Regions from separate parts of the Homo sapiens genome. Here region 2 is linked to region 1. Evidence: chromatin loops called from intact Hi-C (ENCODE). Cell type or tissue: right lobe of liver. All regions are shown on one strand. Each heading gives the region's core, and the rest is flanking DNA. Links, peaks and the distances in the headings are about the cores only.

The links. A loop is a pair of places that touch in the nucleus more often than their neighbours do. Peaks named below come from ENCODE experiments on the same cell type or tissue, not always from the same donor. Only the 100,000 strongest peaks of a DNase experiment are listed, where the experiment ranks them.
Region 2: it touches region 1 in a loop (4-fold over the local background); 1 of 110 quality-filtered maps calls a loop at or near these places.

What each region holds. Positions count from the first base shown.
Region 1 is chr2:197,540,244-197,549,051 of GRCh38, forward strand. HSPE1-MOB4 (HSPE1-MOB4 readthrough) reads left to right here. Exons shown (of 9, transcript NM_001202485.2): 6 at 108-194; 7 at 8,093-8,172. MOB4 (MOB family member 4, phocein) reads left to right here. Exons shown (of 8, transcript NM_015387.5): 5 at 108-194; 6 at 8,093-8,172. It also overlaps the pseudogene RNY5P2. Among named protein-coding and RNA genes, the nearest start is that of MOB4, 29 kb to the left of the region's middle. In right lobe of liver, for the core only: no CTCF peak of the experiment used is centred there; no DNase peak of the experiment used is centred there.
Region 2 is chr2:197,781,415-197,790,222 of GRCh38, forward strand. It overlaps BOLL (boule RNA binding protein), which reads right to left and starts at 3,905. Exons shown (of 11, transcript NM_033030.6): 1 at 3,642-3,905; 2 at 308-451. The coding sequence starts at 436. RefSeq lists an enhancer at 5,081-5,310. In right lobe of liver, for the core only: a CTCF peak has its summit at 4,716 (motif pointing left); no DNase peak of the experiment used is centred there; H3K4me3 peaks cover 888 bases; H3K27me3 peaks cover 726 bases.

The DNA.
Region 1 (8,808 bases), core at 1,981-6,980:
CACATTTCTAACTTTCTTCTAGAATTTATTATGGAAATATAGTAACCTAAATGATAAGCTTTTTCATTATTATTTTACATATTAAGAAATATAATTATTTTTAACAGAGTGAATGCCATCCAGATACTTGCACTCAAATGACAGCAACTGAACAATGGATTTTTCTTTGTGCAGCTCATAAAACTCCAAAAGAGGTGAGGATTTATGAAATAGAGTAACTAATAAAATTATTATAGCCTAAATCTCTCTCAAGACAATGTTAGACAAGTTTTTAGGGTTTTTAGTTCACTGTTCATTTTGCTATTTCATTTTGAGTTGCTTGTTGTGAAGTTGTTACTGCAGTGCTATTTTAGGATTTCTTATGATAAGCATCATTTTTCATAATTGGGCAATTACATGGGCTAGAACTCACTTCATGATCCACTGGCTATTACGGATTAACATCTGTCACATTGTGCTGATATCTACTGTGTAATGATTGAGATACGCCTGTTTAGGTTTTTGTTCAGATTATTTCTTTTGATAGGAAGAACTATTGATTACTCTGATGCCTAGTTTAAGTAGAAATGTTACTTTTGAGCTTTTAAATATTCATGTTGTTTTTCTCCTTATTTAGTTTTTGTCAAGGTAAGACTATAGGCAGTAGCAGTTTTTTGTTTTGCTCTTTTTTTTTTTTGAGATGGATTCTTACTCCGTTGTCCAGGCTGGAGTGCAGTGGTATGATCTCGGTTCGCTGCAACCTCTGTCTCCGGATTCAGGAGATTCTCATGCATCAACCTCCCAAGTGGCTGAGATTACAGGCATGCGCTATCATGCCGGGCTAATTTTTATATTTTTAGTAGAGATGGGGTTTTGCTATATTGGCAAGCCTGGTCTCAAACTCCTGACCTCAAGTAATCTGCCCACCTCAGTCTCCCAAAGTGCTGGGATTACAGGTGTGAACCACTGTGCCTGGCCTACTGTACTTTTTCTTATTTAAAAAATTTCTTCATATCATCTGATACCCAGTATACTTTTCCTTAGTTGTCTCCAAAATGGTCTTTACATCTGGGTTGTTTATGCATTGCTTTTCCCTTAATCTGTATTCCCATTTAATCTGTTATAATTACTTTTTACTTGACACTGACTCACTGGGGATATTGGGTTAGGCCAATTCTGTAGAATCATAGACCTTGAAGTGGTCATTATATTGATAGACTTCTAAGGCTTGAAGACAAGTGAGGCCCTAGTTGCAAAATCAATATCTGATGTTTTTTGTTTCAAAAAGGACAAATGCTCCAAAATAAGGAGTATTTGATACCTAAGAGAATAGTACTTATTTGGAAGACTGGTTTCATTCAGGATGTCACATTTTTATGTTAATTAATTGAAGCAGTATTAAGATTGTATCTGTCGGCCGGGCGCGGTGGCTCACGCCTGTAATCCCAGCACTTTGGGAGGCCGAGGCGGGCGGATCACGAGGTCAGGAGATCGAGACCATCCCGGCTAAAACGGTGAAACCCCGTCTCTATTAAAAATACAAAAAATTAGCCGGGCGTAGTGGCGGGCGCCTGTAGTCCCAGCTACTTGGGAGGCTGAGGCAGGAGAATGGCGTGAACCCAGGAGGCGGAGCTTGCAGTGAGCCGAGATCCCGCCACTGCACTCCAGCCTGGGCGACAGAGCGAGACTCCGTCTCAAAAAAAATAAAAAATAAAAAAAATAAAAAGATTGTATCTGTCTACATCTGGGAAAATCCACATAGTGGTTTCATTGATAATTCACTGAAGTTGGCTACTTAACGTAGTGAATGATGTGATTATTGCAATTAGGAAACTGAATCAAGAAGGCTGAATCAAGGCTAGTTTTGTTTTGGCAAATAGTAATGATGTATTATTCTTTCTTTAGAGTGGAAGTGATATCCAGTTTGTGATGTGTTATGACTCTTAAATATACTGTCATTCTCATATCCACTTCTTTCTTGATTAATATTAAATGACAGGATAGTCATTAGCATTAAGACCTGTAAATTGAGTCTTAGAATTGCAGCATTGCTTGCTGAAGTCCAGATCTGTTGAACTGGCCATGTGTCAAGGGAGGGTGATAGTAGGATTTCCAAGTGGTAGTTATATTGAGTGGAGTTACTGTAAAAATACAAACAAAAGAACAATTTGAAAGGACACTTTCTGAACTGTTTTTGAATAACTGCTTAGTCAGGAAACTATAGGAACTGACAAACTAAGCTAAGAAAATTGCTCTCATGGATTAAAATCACTAGGGAGATTCTGAAGTGGGAGCAGCAGAATACTTAGCACCAATAATCATTTATTCAGTATCCTTGAGAATTAAAGAGAGGCATTCAGCATATAGAGTAAATTATACAAATAGTGCTTCTAGGCGACAAACATTATAACTTACTGTCTACAAGCCCTCACAGTCACATGCTGATTGTGATCACTTGCAGTAGCATTATGATTATATATTTGGAAAAATATAATACATAAAAATTTGTAAACACCATTACATAGTATTTTGTAACCTGCTATATTTTGCCATTTTTTGCTGTTATAACTGTTACAGAGTAGGAATAGTTACCTGAGAATTAACTGGGGGAAGGTGAAGGGAAGGCAGCTAAAAACAATGCAAAATGTCATCCAAATTAAAAATTCAGAAACCAGTTAAAGGTCTAAAGATACAGTGATGTGGTAACCCATGAGCCCCATGTAGCTGTGTAGCACTTGAAATGTGGGTAGTCAAAATTGAAATATGCTGTAAACACAAAATAAATACTGGATTTCGAAGACAGTAACGCCTGTAATCCCAGCACTTTGGGAGGCCGAGGCAGGTGGGTCACCTGAGGTCAGGAGTTCGAGACCAGCCTAGCCAACATGGTGAAACCCCATCTCTACTAAAAATACAAAAAATTAGCTGAGTGTGATGGGTGTGCACATGTAGTCCCAGCTACTAGGGAGGCTGAGGTGGGAGAATCACCTGAGCCCAAGGACTCAAGGTTGAAGTAAGCAAAGATCACACCACTACACTCCAGCCTATGTGACAGAGAGAGACCATGTCTCAAAAAAAGATTCAGAAATGGCCAGTAAGCACATGAAAAGATGCTCAACATTAGTTATTAAGGCACATCTCAAAACCACAGACAGTTGGTGCGAGGGTTGTGCGTTATTGTTATGCTGATTAACATTGTCTCCTCCACAACCATGCTTGATAAGGGAAAAAAAAAAACCACCGTGAGAATGGAGAAACAAAATGTAGCATGGACATACAATGAAATATTATAAAACCATGAAAGGGAATGAAGTTCTGATACATGCTACAACACAGATGAACCTTTAAAATCCAGTATGTATTATGTGGAGTGAAACAAGTCAGATGCAAAAGGACAGATACTGTAGCATTCCACTTATCTAGAGTGAATAAATTCATATAGACATTTGAAGGTAGGTAGAAGCTGCCAAAGGATGGGCGGTATGGGAAGTTAGTGCTTAAGGGTAATAGACTTTTTTCTTTTCTTTTCTTTTTGAGACAGAGTCTTGCTCTTTTGCCCAGGCTGGAGTTCAGTGGCGCAATCTCGGCTCACTGCAACCTCCGCTTCCCAGGTTCAGGCGATTCTCCTGTCTCAGCTTCCCAAGTGGCTGGGATTTACAGGCATGTGCCACCTCGCCTGACTAATTTTTGTATTTTTAGTAGTGACATGGTTTCACCCTATTGGCCAGGCTGGCCTCGAACTCCTGACCTCATGTGATCCGCCCACCTCAGCCTCCTAAAGTGCTGGGATTATAGATGTGAGCCACTGCGCCCAGCCGAGTTTCTTTCTTTTTTTTTTTTAAGAGACAAGAGTTTCGCTCTGTCGCCCAGGCTGGAGTTTCACTCTGTTGCCCAGGCTGGAGTGCAGTGGCACAATCTTGCCTCACTGTAGCCCCCACCTCCCAGTTTCAAGCAGTTCACTGCCTCAGCCTTCTGAGTAGCTGGGACAACAGGCGTGCACCACCATGCCAGGCTAATTTTTGTATTTTTAGTAGAGACGGAGTTTCACCATGTTGACCAGTTTGGTCTCAAACTCCTGGCCTCAAGTGATCCACCTGCCTTGGCCTCCCAGTGTGCTGGGATTATAGGCATGAGCCACCATGCCTGGCCATAATAGTTTCTGTTTGAGAGTTGGAAACAGTGAAGATGGTTGCACAATATTGTAAATTAATGCCACTAAATTGTACATTTAAAAATGGTCAAAATAGCTGTCTGGGCGCGGTGGCTCACGCCTGTAATTCCAGCACTTGGGGAGGCCAAGGCGGGCGGATCACGAGGTCAGGAGATCAAGACCATCCTGGCTAACACGGTGAAACCCCATCTCTGCTAAAAATACAAAAAATTACCCGGGCGCTGTGGCGTGTGCCTGTAGTCTCAGCTACTTGGGAGGCTGAGGCAGGAGAATGACGTGAACCCTGCAGACGGAGCTTGCACTGAGTGGAGATCACATCACTGCACTCCAGCCTGGGCAACAGAGTGAGACTCCGTCTCAAAAAAAAAAAAAGGGTCAAAATGGAAAAATTTGTGGTGTATATATTTTACTACAATTTTTTAAAATGTTAAGAAAAAAGCATCAAAACCCCAAATGGCATATACTTTCATACCCACTATAATGGCTAAAATAGGAAAGATAGACAATAACAAGTGCTGACGGGGATGTGAAGTGGAACCCCTAAACATTGATGATGGGATTGTAAAATGCTTCAGCTATTTCAAAAAACAGTTTGGAAGTTCCTTAAAATGGTAAGCATAGAGTTGCATACGACCCAGGAATTCCACTCCTTGATATGTAGTTCCCCCAAAATGAAAACATTTATCTGCACAAAGACTTGTACATGAATATTCACAGTCACATTATTTATGATAGCCAAAAAATGGAAACAACCAAATATCCATCAACTGATGAATGGATAAGCAAAATGTGTTGCAGCCATCTCTCAGTAGCCTCAGAGGATTGGTCCCAGGACCCCCATGAATACCAAAACCACAGATACCAAAGTCTCTTATATAAAATGGCATAGTATTTGCATATGACCTATGCACATCCTCCTATATACTTTAAATCATCTCTAGATTACATATAATACTGAATACAATATAAATGCTATATAAATAGTTGTTATACTGTATTTCTTAATTTGTATTATTTTTTATTGTTATGGGGTTTTAAAGTGTAGTTTTGATCTGCAGTTGGTTGAATCTGCAGATGCAAAGTGCTGACTGTATGTGTACAATGGAATAATATTCAGCCATGAAAAGGAATGAAGTCTTAAAGGGAGAAACATACAGTACGGCATTTTGTATATATTAAAAACATTAAAGGCTAAAAAGTTTTGAATTTTAAAAAAAGGAATGAAGTACTGATTCATACTACACCATGGATAAGCCTTGAAAACATAATAGAAGCCAGACACAAAATGCCACTTATTATATTATTTCATTTTAATGAAATATCCAGAATAGGCAAATCCTGTGAAACAGAAATTAGGTTGGTTGTTGCTTAGGGCTGGGGGAAGGAGAGAATGGGAAGTGACTGCTAATTGGTTCAAGGTTTCTTTTTGGGATGCTGAAATGTTCTGAAATTTAGTGGTAATGGTTGCAGAATTTTGTGAATATACTAGAAACTACTGAATTTTTAAGAGTAAATTTTAGTTGTATCAATTATATCTTAAAAGTCAAAAAGTAGCCCATTAATTTTATATCAATTACCTGCTGAAATGGTATTATTTTGGATATAGTGGGTCAAACTACAATATTAAAATTAATTTCACCTCTTTCACGTTACCTTTTTATTTTTTATTTTTTAATTTTTATTTTTGAGACGGAGTCTCACACTCTTGCCCAGGCTGGAGTGCAGTGGCGCGATCTTGGCTCACTGCAAGCTCCGCCTCCCGGGTTCTTGCCATTCTCCTGCCTCAGCCTCCTGAGTAGCTGGGACTACAGGTGCCTGCCACTGCGCACAGCTAATTTTTTGTATTTTTAGTAGAGATGGGGTTTCATCGTGTTAGCCAGGATGGTCTTGATCTCCTGACCTTGTGATCCACCTGCCTCGGCCTCCCAAAATGCTGGAATTATAGGCGTGAGCCACTGCGCCCGGCCTCACGTTATCCCCTTTTTAATGTATCTCTTAGAAAGTTAATTAATTAATTTTTTGAGACGAAATCTTACCCTGTTATCCAGGCTGGAATGCAGTGGCCTGATCTTGGCTTACCTCCCTTGACCTCCTGTGCTCAAGCAATCCTCCTGCCTCAGCCTTCTTGGTAGCTGGGACTACAATCATAGTGCCACCATGTCTGGCTAATTTTTCAAATTTTTTGTAGAGATAGGGGCATTTCCCTGTGTTGCCTAGGCTGGTCTTGAACTCCTGGACTCAAGTGATCTTCCCACTTTGGCCTCCCAAAGTGCTGGAATTACAGGCGTGAGCCACCACATTGGGCCTAGAAAATTTAAAATTAAATATATGGCTTGCATTATACAGTTGACCCTTGAACAACTCCGGGATTGGGATCCCAACCCTCTGTGCAGCTGAAAATCTGAGTATCTAACTTTTGACTCCCCCAAAACTTAATTACTAATAGCCTACTGTTGACTGGAAGCCTTACCGATAACAGTCGATTAACACACATTTTGTATGTTCTGTGTATTATATAGTGTATTGCAATGAAGGAAGCTAGAGAAAATGTTATTCAGAAAATCATAAGGGGCTGGGCGTGATGGCTTATGCCTGTAAACCCAGCACTTTGGGAGGCTGAGATGGGAGGATCGCTTGAGGCCAGGAGTTCGAGACCAGCCTGGTCAACATAGTGAGACCTTCTTTCTTTCTTTTTTTTAAAGAAAATCGTAAGGAAGAGAAAATATATTTGCCATTCATTAAGTGGATCATTGTAAAGGTCTTCCTTGTTGTGTTCATGTCGTTGAGTAGGCTGAGGAGAAAGAGAAAGAAGTGGGGTTGGTCTTGCCGTTGCTGGGAAAATCTGAGCATAAGTGGATTTACGCAGTTCAAACCTGTGTTGTTCAAGGGTCTGCTGTATTTCTGTTGATGATTCTGGTTTAAAGGTTGTAAAACTGTCTCATGGTATACCCAAATGACAAATATGAGAAATACAGTTACTTGGGATATTTGCTTTTGACCAACTCATCTGTGGTCATATATCTGGAGAAAGGTAGTTTTTTTCAATAAATATTGCTCATGGTACTGTTTTTGGCAAGGAGTCCACTAATCAGAAATTCCTGTGGATATATTGTTAGAAAAATACTTCTTTTTTATTAGGTAATTTTTTAGTGCCACGGCACTAAGCCATATTTAGTAGTTACTAAACCGTATTTCTAAGTGACAGCTTCAGTCTCAAACTTGAAAAATAACCTAATTACTGGGTAGAGTCTTTGAGCTACAGTCATTGTTACTCCTTCCTCTAGTTGTTTTTTCCTTCTGGTTGACTCCCTGGTTTGTTTCTAGACTGCTTTCCCCTTGATGTTGCTCCCTGTCTGCCCTCAGGAGGACTGGATGAGGACAATTACTTTGCAGTTTTATTTTTCCTTTAATAAATTTACTGAGTTGCCATGAGACAGTGTTTCATTGTTTCTTTTTTTCATTGTTTCTGATAAATGGAACAGAATAAGTCAGATTTATTAAAATATAAGGAAACTTTGATATTTCATGTTAAAATTCAAAGGTGATCTGGGAGAAAGTTCTTTAGAGGGCTGCTAGATTGATAATAGAGTGCTAGGGACATAATAAGGAATATTGTTTAGGATATAAGAAGGCATCCCTGGAGATACCAGAGATAAATCAGGATTCTTCTTGTCTGTAATTGTTGTTTTCTTGTAGGTACGATGTTGGGAATAAAAATGGGAGACTGGTTTATGTATCATCTAGAATTGTGATATGGTTCAAGGGGATAATAAACCTTACTTATTAATATAACATTATATTTTACAAGCATTCGGAAATTGTAAGGAACTTTTTTCTTAGAACATGCTCATGTCTTTGGAATAAGGTATACCCATATAATGAATATATCTAACTTAAGAGAGAGCTCTTTGTTGATGCATTTCTATATTCTTTCTTTTGTAGTGTCCTGCTATAGACTATACTAGACACACACTTGATGGTGCTGCATGTCTTCTGAATAGCAATAAATATTTTCCCAGCAGGTAATCGAAACTTTTAAACATAGTGTTAAACATTTTAGAGTTAATTTATAAGATTGGTATTTTAGGGGGGAGGGGGGAGGGATAGTATTAGGAGCTATACCTAATGCTAAATGATGAGTTAATGGGTGCAGCACACCAACATGGCACATGTATACATATGTTACAAACCTGCACGTTGTGCACATGTACCCTAAAACTTAAAGTATAAATAATAATAAAATAAAAGATTAGTATTTTAAAAGTAAAATTAGGTTGCTCGTTAATGCATTTTTGTATTTTTTTTTTTAGCTGTTGTATTTTGGCTTGTTTATTCAAGTTTTGAAATTAGGACTGTGGTTAAACAGCAGAACTTGGCTGTCAAAGCTCAAGGCCAGTTCAGTCTAAGGCTAGTACCTGTTCATATATGTCATTCTGCAGAGCTCTCCCTCTCATGCTTTAGAGTTGGGATATGTATATACTTGCTCACTTGAATCTCTATGTTAGTTAGACTCGACCTCCCTTTATGTAGTATGCCTAAAGAGCAGACTTTCTGGCTGGGCGCAGTGGCTCACGGATGTAATCCCAGCACTTTGGGAGGCCGAGGCGTGCGGATCACCTGAGATTGGGAGTTCGAGACCAGCCTGAACAACATGTAGA
Region 2 (8,808 bases), core at 2,258-7,257, 240 kb after region 1:
AGTTCTGGTATGGAAGAGTATGGAGCTATGAGACAGAAAACTAGGCTTCTAGTCTCACTCTGTCACTATGTGGCTAGCAGCCCACAGCAAGTCAGTGAGGATCAATTTCTTTATATCTGACATTGAACAGTTTTTAATGCTTTATGTAACCTACATGCTGGTTGAAAAGATTCTTTATAATAAGATAATTCAAAATCTGTTAATCATTATGCAAATATGTTATTTTATAGTTGCACAAAGAAATAATTTCTGAGAAATAAAGACTTCTAATGAAAAAATACACTTTACTGCATGCATAAATAGGTACCTTAAAATCAATTCCTCCTACAAAGATGCGATTAGGGATCACTGTTCCATATCTTGGGGCACTTGTTGGGTTATTCAAAGGCACAGGTGACACAGGATTAGGGGATGGAGATAATGAATCTGTTTGCATCTGGTTTGATGTTTGCTGTAAAATAAAATTCTTTTACACTTTTTGCACTGGGTATAATGCAGTCTGCTTTTGATGCAGACCAAAAACATATATTTTTCAAAAAGAAGAGTCATTTAGGCAAAATATAGTATTCTAGGCTTTACTTTTAATATTATAAAAATTATAATTAGAGCTAAGAGCTTTTTAAGGCAACAGAACTAGGAAACACAGAATCTACTCCACTATAGAGATTTTAAATATTAAATATATTACTTAAAATGCTTATATTATTATCAAACCTATTACTTAATTATTAAGGGGAATATTAAACTCATGAACATGTTTGAGAAAGAGAAAACAGTCCCAGCCTGACACAATCAACTACACCCTGGTGTTGTTAGGAGTTGGCCTGGCACTCACAGCTAGGCTGTGGTGTTCTCTTGTTAACAGAACACCAACATCAGACAAAGTCACCCTGTGACTCTGATGGATCAAGATTAAAAACAAGACCACTCCATAATCATGTTTGAATGCTGACAAAAACAAAGGCATTGCCCAAACCACAAGAATAACCAAACAACCCTCCATTCTGGCTGATATGAGTGACTGCTCCTTCTTTATCAGCTATAGTTTTAGCCTCGATCCATTTTTCTTTCCTTTTAGATAAAAGTTAACACATCCAATCATAGAATTACTACCATTTCCTGACGCTATACATTCCAGAGTAAAGCCCTACTTCCTTAAACCCTCTCTAGAAATTGCTCAACAGAAGCCTATATCCTGTAAGTTCTAACACCTTCTGATTGAGAGGCCCCATGGTTTATGTTTTCCCTTGTTTGAACAATTAACAGACCCAACTTTACTAAATGACGCATGTGTTCCTGGTGGTCTTTAACTAATGGTCATCGACAAGTTAATAAACTCTAACATTCACATTCACCATTTTCAGCCTGAAAGTCAAAATTTTAAATGCACTTGTCAATTTGAAGATTGGACTGATTTTGTTAAAAAATTATATACTTGTAGCTCATAAATGTTTATTCCAAAGAATTAGCTCAGTACATATCCACATGTTCACAATTCTAAGTTAGAGGACATAATTTAAATTTTAATAAATATATATAAATGTATAAGCCTTTGCAGAATGGTAAGATAATAGACTTTTAAGGTATAACTGAAAAAAAACCCAAGACTTGAGAATCACATTGAAGAGAAACCAATTCAAGAACTGGTGAATTATTTTCCATCTGGAAACACTAAACACACTTCTGAGACAAACCCCATAATATCCTAAAGACAAACCCCATAATATCCTAAATGTGTGCTTCAAAAAACTTGAAGTAAACTGGGTGTTGTGGCTTGTGCCTGTAATCCCAGCTGCTTGGGAGGCTGAGGCAGGAGGATTGCTTGAGATCAGGAGTTCGAGACCAGCCTGGGCAACAAAGAAAGACCCCATCTCAAAAAGAAAGAAAAAGAAAATAACAAAAGCTTGAAGTTCATAATTCCAATTCTCTGAGAAACAAACTCATGAAAATGAATCTCCAGCTCAGGTAATAAAGTTGTTCTTTTTCAAATTTGTTCTGCTCTTTCTTCTCTGGCCAATACAATCACAATCCCTAAATTAATCTTTGCAAGATGTACAGAGAAATGACTAGGGCAGGAGTGGCAATTGGGCTATAGGCTGGACCTTATGGGCTCTCTTCCCCATCCAGCCTTAAGGAAGTATGTACTCCTAATAAGGGAATATGTAAATACTTCTTTTAAAACACAGAAAAGCCACCACATTTAATAATTACTATGTTGTAGTTTCCAATGAAAGAAACTGGGAATCTAATCTTAACAGCTTTCTCTCTGGGCACTTGGAGGTTATTTGTGACTTCAGTCACTTCGCTCAGTAGGATATAATGCTCAGAATGGGTAATTCTGGAATGCTTAGTATTTTTCAACTATGGATTTTGTATTGCTAGAGATAATATAACAGCTCTAGTAGATGTAATCTTGTCTTTCTGCCCATTTGTTTACAGTGTCAAAATTACCTATTTGCTAAATTTAAAAAATCATTCTTCATGAAATTCTCTTATTGAAAATAAGATGTACTAATATGTTCGCAAGTTTAAGTAAAAGACAAACCCCATTATATTTCATTGAGAGAAGGATGAAATGAACGGAAGTAAACAGTGCTTTATTTCCAATCTCGAGAAACTAAAGGATACTCCCTGAGAAAAGAAAAACAACCTTTCACACTCAATTCACTTCATTCTCCTCCACTCTCTAAGGCTCTATTGTGGGCTCGCTCTGCTTAAGTTTTCTCCCTCATCATTTTCTAACATACGATATAGTTTACTTAGTATGTTTATTATCTGTCTCCACTATTATGTAATGCACCAGGGCAGAAGTTTTGCTTTTTTCATGGCAGCATCTAAAGTACTGACAGTACACAGCAGGTGCTCAATAAATATCTGTTGAATGACTAAAAGTGAATCATTTCTTCAGGAGAGACCTGCTCATGATATGCCAAATAGGCTGAAGGCTAAAGAATACAGTATAACAGCAGTCTAATACATATATATATATATATATATATATATATATATATATATATATATATATATATATATATTTGAGACAGTCTTGCTCTGTCGCCAGGCTGGAGTGCAGTGGCGTGATTTCGGCTCACTGCAACCTCCGCCTCCCTGGTTCAAGAGATTCTCCTGCCTCAGCCTCCTGAGTAGCTGAGACTACAGGTGCGCACCACCACGCCCAGCTAATTTTTTTGTATTAGTAGAGATGGGTTTTCACCATTTTGGCCAGGATGGTCTCGATCTCCTGACCTCGTGATCCGCCCACCTTGGCCTCCCAAAGTGCTGGGATTACAGGCGGGAGCCATCGCGCCAGGCCTACAAAATATTTTAATGTTAGCAATAGCAAGGCTCAGGTGGAGGCAACATCTAAGTTCATTATAAACAATTAGCGATGCATTGAGTTAAACAACAAAGAAAGCCTGAAATTCCACTAGCAATAATTCCGCATGTGTTACGGAAACACCTAGATGGGGACTGTTGCCGGGTTTGAAGGCTCCTCCGTTTGCTAAAACTTCCAGCACTAGAGAGTTTATTAAACTACTCCTCCAAAGCAATGTGCCCTCACTGGCCCCTCCCCTTGAGAATCAACCTCGAGATCTAGCATCTATTTTGCAAACGAAGACAGCAGGAACGGGCGGGCTAACCGTCGCAGTCACTGCCTCGGCGCTCCTCCCCCTCCAAGGCCAGCAAGTTGCGGCACTGGGGGAAATGGCCGCGGCGACAACTTCCTCGAGTTCTCTCGGGTCATCGTGAACTTGGGCACCGAAACGAGGATCCACCCCCTCCCCACCAAAGTGCGGGAGGGAAAAGAAGGCTAGCCAGCGAGAAATTTTGCCCCACAAATCCGCCAGCAGCAGTGGCGGGAAGCCTCAACGGCAGCGACCCCGCCGCTGGCCTCGTGCGCAGCTGGTCCCCACCCTCGCGCGGCGCTCCCTGATTGGCTGCTGGCGGCGGGACGGGGCGGGGCGGGATGGCACGTTGCCGCTGCGCCTCGGGCCTGTGCGGGCAGTCCTCCTTCACTTCCCCAAGTCCACCCTGACTGGCTTGGGTGCACAGCCAGGGCTAGAGTGTCCGGGTCCCGCCTGGGCCACAGGCGGGCCCTGCCAGGTCTCTCAGACCTTCCGGTCCTCGCTGACCAGTCGGGGAGTGGAGGCGTCGACCGCCCTGGCAACTCCTCGCCTTGGGCGGCTGGGTCGAGTTCGGCCGCAGGGAGCGTCAAAGACGCTGCCTAGCCCAATTTCGGCGGGAAAGCGGTTTACCTGCTCGGACTTCGCTGGGTGCCTGGCAGCCCGCCGCCTCCCGAAACATCCACGCCTGAGGTCCCCTGGCCCGTCTACACCCAGTCCAGGCCCCGTGGCGGCGCCTTTCTGACCCCCATGACACAGCCAGACGAGGTCTGCGGGCGGGTGGCTCCTGGCAGCGGTCGATGGGGCACCTGGCCACGTTTCTTCCCAACCAGATAGCGAGCGTTTGGGGCCTTCACCTCGCCCCTCCAAGCCCTCAGGGACAGGCTCCACGCTGCTCCTTCTCCCCGCTATCCCGCGCCCTGGGGCCCTGATCGCCGTACTCACCGGCCCGGACTCGGTTTCCATCTTCCTCTCTGCTCTTCAGAGACGCGGGGTAGGGAAAAGAAGCCTAAAGTTTGAAACCACCTTCACGCCAAGGCAGCAGCGCTGCTTGTCCTGCCTGGGACTCTCGCCCCCTGGCGGCGAGGGTGGCTGTGGCAGCTGCAGGGAAGCAGGCTCGGACCCCGGCCCTGAACCTGCCACCTGGCGGGTGGGGAGAAGCGGACTGCGTCGCCTCGGGTGGCAGGTGGCGGTGCGGGCGGGCGCTGCAAGCCGGAGAGGGGCGCGGGAGGGCGAGTTTCGGCTGTGGCCCTGGGACTCCGAGCCGGGGCGTCTCAGGGGCAGAGCGCACGGCACAGCGGGGCGGGCGTGGGGCGTGCGGAGCGAGGGCTCGGTTCTGGGACCCCTCTCGCCTTCTCTCAGACGGCTGGGGAGGAGAGAGCGAGCGGTCAGGCAAAGCTCCATGCACGCCTTCCCCTCTCCTCCACTTGAGAAGAGTCGGCCTCTGGGACTGGTGGGTTTCGAGAGGTTGAGGTGACCTTAAGGCTTTACTGAGGTAGAAGAAGCCGGTTGACGGGCGACTTCCGAAGACTGGTGTAAAGCGAAGAAGGTTCTAGAGTCAAACTCTGACTCTCGGGGCCTGACTCGCAAAACTCGGGGGCTCCCGAGAAGCCGCGGACGCCGCTCTGCACCTGTTGCCGCCGTCACTCATCCCGCCAGGCGGGCGGGGCCGCGCGGGTGGCTTGGTCAGGACCTGCCATTCAGCCCAGTCGGGCTCCGGTGCTCGCCCCGGACGGCGCCCCAAGCGGGTCCCGGCCCCGCTGAGCACCTCCAGCAGTGGCACAGCCTCTGGAGGGGTCCGGGACGAAGCCACCCGCGCGGTAGGGGGCGACTTAGCGGTTTCAGCCTCCAACAGCCTTGGGATCGCCTTTGGAAGAAGATTGCGCTTTTTTTCTTAAATTAATGAATTAATTTACTAATTATTTTTATTTTTGAGACGGAGTCTCGCACTGTCGCCCGGGCTGGAGTGCAGTGGCGCGATCTCGGCTCACTGCAACCTCCGCCTTCCGGATTCAAGCGATTCTCCTTGTCTCAGCCTCCCGAGTAGCTGGGATTACAGGCGCCCGCTACCACGGCTAATTTTTGTATTTTTAGTAGAGACGGGGTTTCACCATGTTGGCCAGGCTTGAACTTCTGACTTCAAGTGAGCTGCCTGTCTTGGCCGCTCAAATTGTTGGGATTACAGGCTTGAGCCACCGTGCCCGTCCAGTTGACTAATTATTTAGACACGAAGGCTCACTCTGTCGCCCAGGCTGGAGTGCAGTGGTGCGATCACGCTCACTGAATTCTCGACCTCCTGGGCTCAAGCGATCCTCCCACCTCAGCCTTCTGAGTAGCTGGGACCACAGGCAGGCCCACGCCACCATGCCTGGCTGAAAGAAGACTGCTTTGTAAATAATACGTATTTCTAGTAGGTAGCTAAAATGATTACAACTGGATAAACTTATAGTAATGATTATCATTATTATAGCTGCCATTTATCAAGTACTCACTTTGTTTCAGGCACAATGCTTTATGATCAGTATCATTTAATCTTTTCATGCTCACAGCAACCTTTCAGATAGATGCTCCAATTATCGTCATAGTACGTGATGAAGCAGAGATTTGAAGGATAAGTAATTTGGTCAAGATCTAAAGCTGTAGGAGGTTTAACCCTCGTCTCCCCCCCAACCCACAGTTCTTGATCATAACCATTTTGCCACATATTTTTAAAGAATCAGCAGTAACAACTGTTAAAATTTACACCAGTAATAACTATTGTACACACTACTATAAAAGTTTGACTTTGGGTTACTTTGCCTTCAAGATATAGAATTAAAAACAGAGTGAATATATTAATTTTTGATTTATTCAAAGATTAGCTCTTCATATTATTTTACCCAAAATAAAATGGGAAACAATTTTTGTTTATCTTACCCGAAGAATCCCTAAAGTCATTATACATTTCTGCATGCAATTTAAGCTCATTTTACCAGGTTTCAGTCTCTGTGGAAATCGAGAATACAAACCTATTTAGATGAAAACTCATATTCTAAAGCATAATAATCTTACTGTTCAATACCAGTAGAACTAATCTTCTTTGGGCATTTTTTTTTCCTAGGACTGTTGCTGGATTTGGGTAGATGTTACTATCCTCTCTTGCCCAAAACATTTTGACTAAAAACACTTATTTTCAAGAACTACATTCTCTTAAAAAATGTATTCAGCGCAGTAGGTGTTTAATCTGACAAAAATTTACGTAATTTAGGGAACGCTAACTGTATTTCAAGGCTGGTGTTGGGTACTAGAGGGATATACTTTATTTTCAGTGTGGCAGTTCTCTGTTCTGCCTCTTACTATTAATTCTTACACCAAAAGGAAAGTTCAGCTTTAAAACTTGGATAAACCACATAAAATTATGCAATGCACCCCAATTTAGTAGACACTTAACAGAGTTCCTATTCTGTGCAGTACATAATGGAATATAATGTGGGAGATATGAAGATGAAGAACAGGGGTGTCCAATCTTTTGGCTTCCCTGGGCTACATTGGAAGAATAATTGTCTTGGGCCACACATAAAATACATAAACACTAACGATAGCTTATGAGCTAAAAAAATAAATCACAAAATCTCATAATGTTTTAAGAAAGTTTACGAATTTGTGTTGGGCCGCATTCAAATGCGGCCCATGGGCCACCAGTTGGACAAGCTTGAAGAACAAGGTCAAACCTCTGTTCTCAAAGCATTTTAAATCTAGAAGGATAGAAAAAACTAATTACTCCAAACAGTATAATATAAATATGCTTATAAGAAAATAAAATACAGGCATAACAGGCTGAGTGATATATTAACAATGATCAACGGTCTGTGGGAGAACAGAGGATAGCATCATAGAGCACAGTGTCCAGGGCTGGGTAAGGGCATTGTTAAGGCTGGAATGCTGGTCTGGGCAGAAAAATTGAGGGAAAGATATTGAGCCTGCATCATGTACCTAATGCTGGGCTAGCCACATTCTTTTTAAGTCTTAGTTCTCTCTTTTTCTTAGTCTCTCTTTTTCTCTCTCTCATTGGAAACCTGAGTCTTAGAGAGGTAAAAGTGACTCTCGTGGTCACATTGCTAGTAAGTGGTGGATGTCATTTTCAAAACTTTGTTCCTTTTTTTAAATTATACCTTAAGTTCTAGGGTACATGTGCACAACGTGCAGGTTTGTTACATAGGTATACATGTACCATGTTGGTTTACTGCACCCATTAATTCATCATTTACATTAGGTATTTCTCCTAATGCTATCCCCCCCCTACCAGCCCCCTACCCAACAACAGGCACTGGGGTGTGATGTTTCCCACCCTGTGTCCAAGTGTTCTCATTGTTCAGTTCCCACCTATGAGTGAGAACATGTGGTGTTTGGTTTTCTGTCCTTGCGATAGCTTGCTCAGAATGATGGTTTCCAGCTGCATCCATGTCCCTGCAAAGGACATGAACTCATCCTTTTTTATGGCTGCATAGTATTATACCATGGTGTATATGTGCCACATTTTCTTAATCCAGTCCATCATTGATGGACATTTGGGTTGGTTCCAAGTCTTTGCTATTGTGAATAGTGCTGCAATAAACATACGTGTGCATGTGTCTTTACAGTAGCATGATTTATGTTCGGGCTCAGTGCACTTTGTCATGTTACTTATACTATGGCAATAAAGAGAATTTTATTCTGGAGACCTTTGTAAATAGGGACCATTGAAGATGATTGAACCAGGAAGTTGTATAATCAGAGCCAAATTTTAGGAAGATATTTTCATATCAAAGAAGAGTTTTTGAGGGGCACAGACTGGAAACAGATAGTTGAATTTGGAGGAGAAAACAATTCAAGTGAAAAATAATGGGGACCTGAACAAAGGTGACAGGAGTGAGAATCAAACACTGGGAAAAGGTTAAAGAGATACCAGTGAGGAATTGAGACTGTTGGGCATGGGTGATGATGGAGAGGGATTGGTGAGGCTCATTCAGAAATCTGGTTTCACATATGGGAGATACTGTTTACCAAGATAAACATAAAAGTATAGCACATTACAAATTGCAAACCTAAAAATCCCATTTTCTTAAGTTTTCTGCCAGGTTCCCAATGTTTCTCATCTTTTTTCTTCGCACAATCTGTTCAGAACATAGTCTTTGTTTCAGGGATTTACCCAACTACCCTTCTTTCT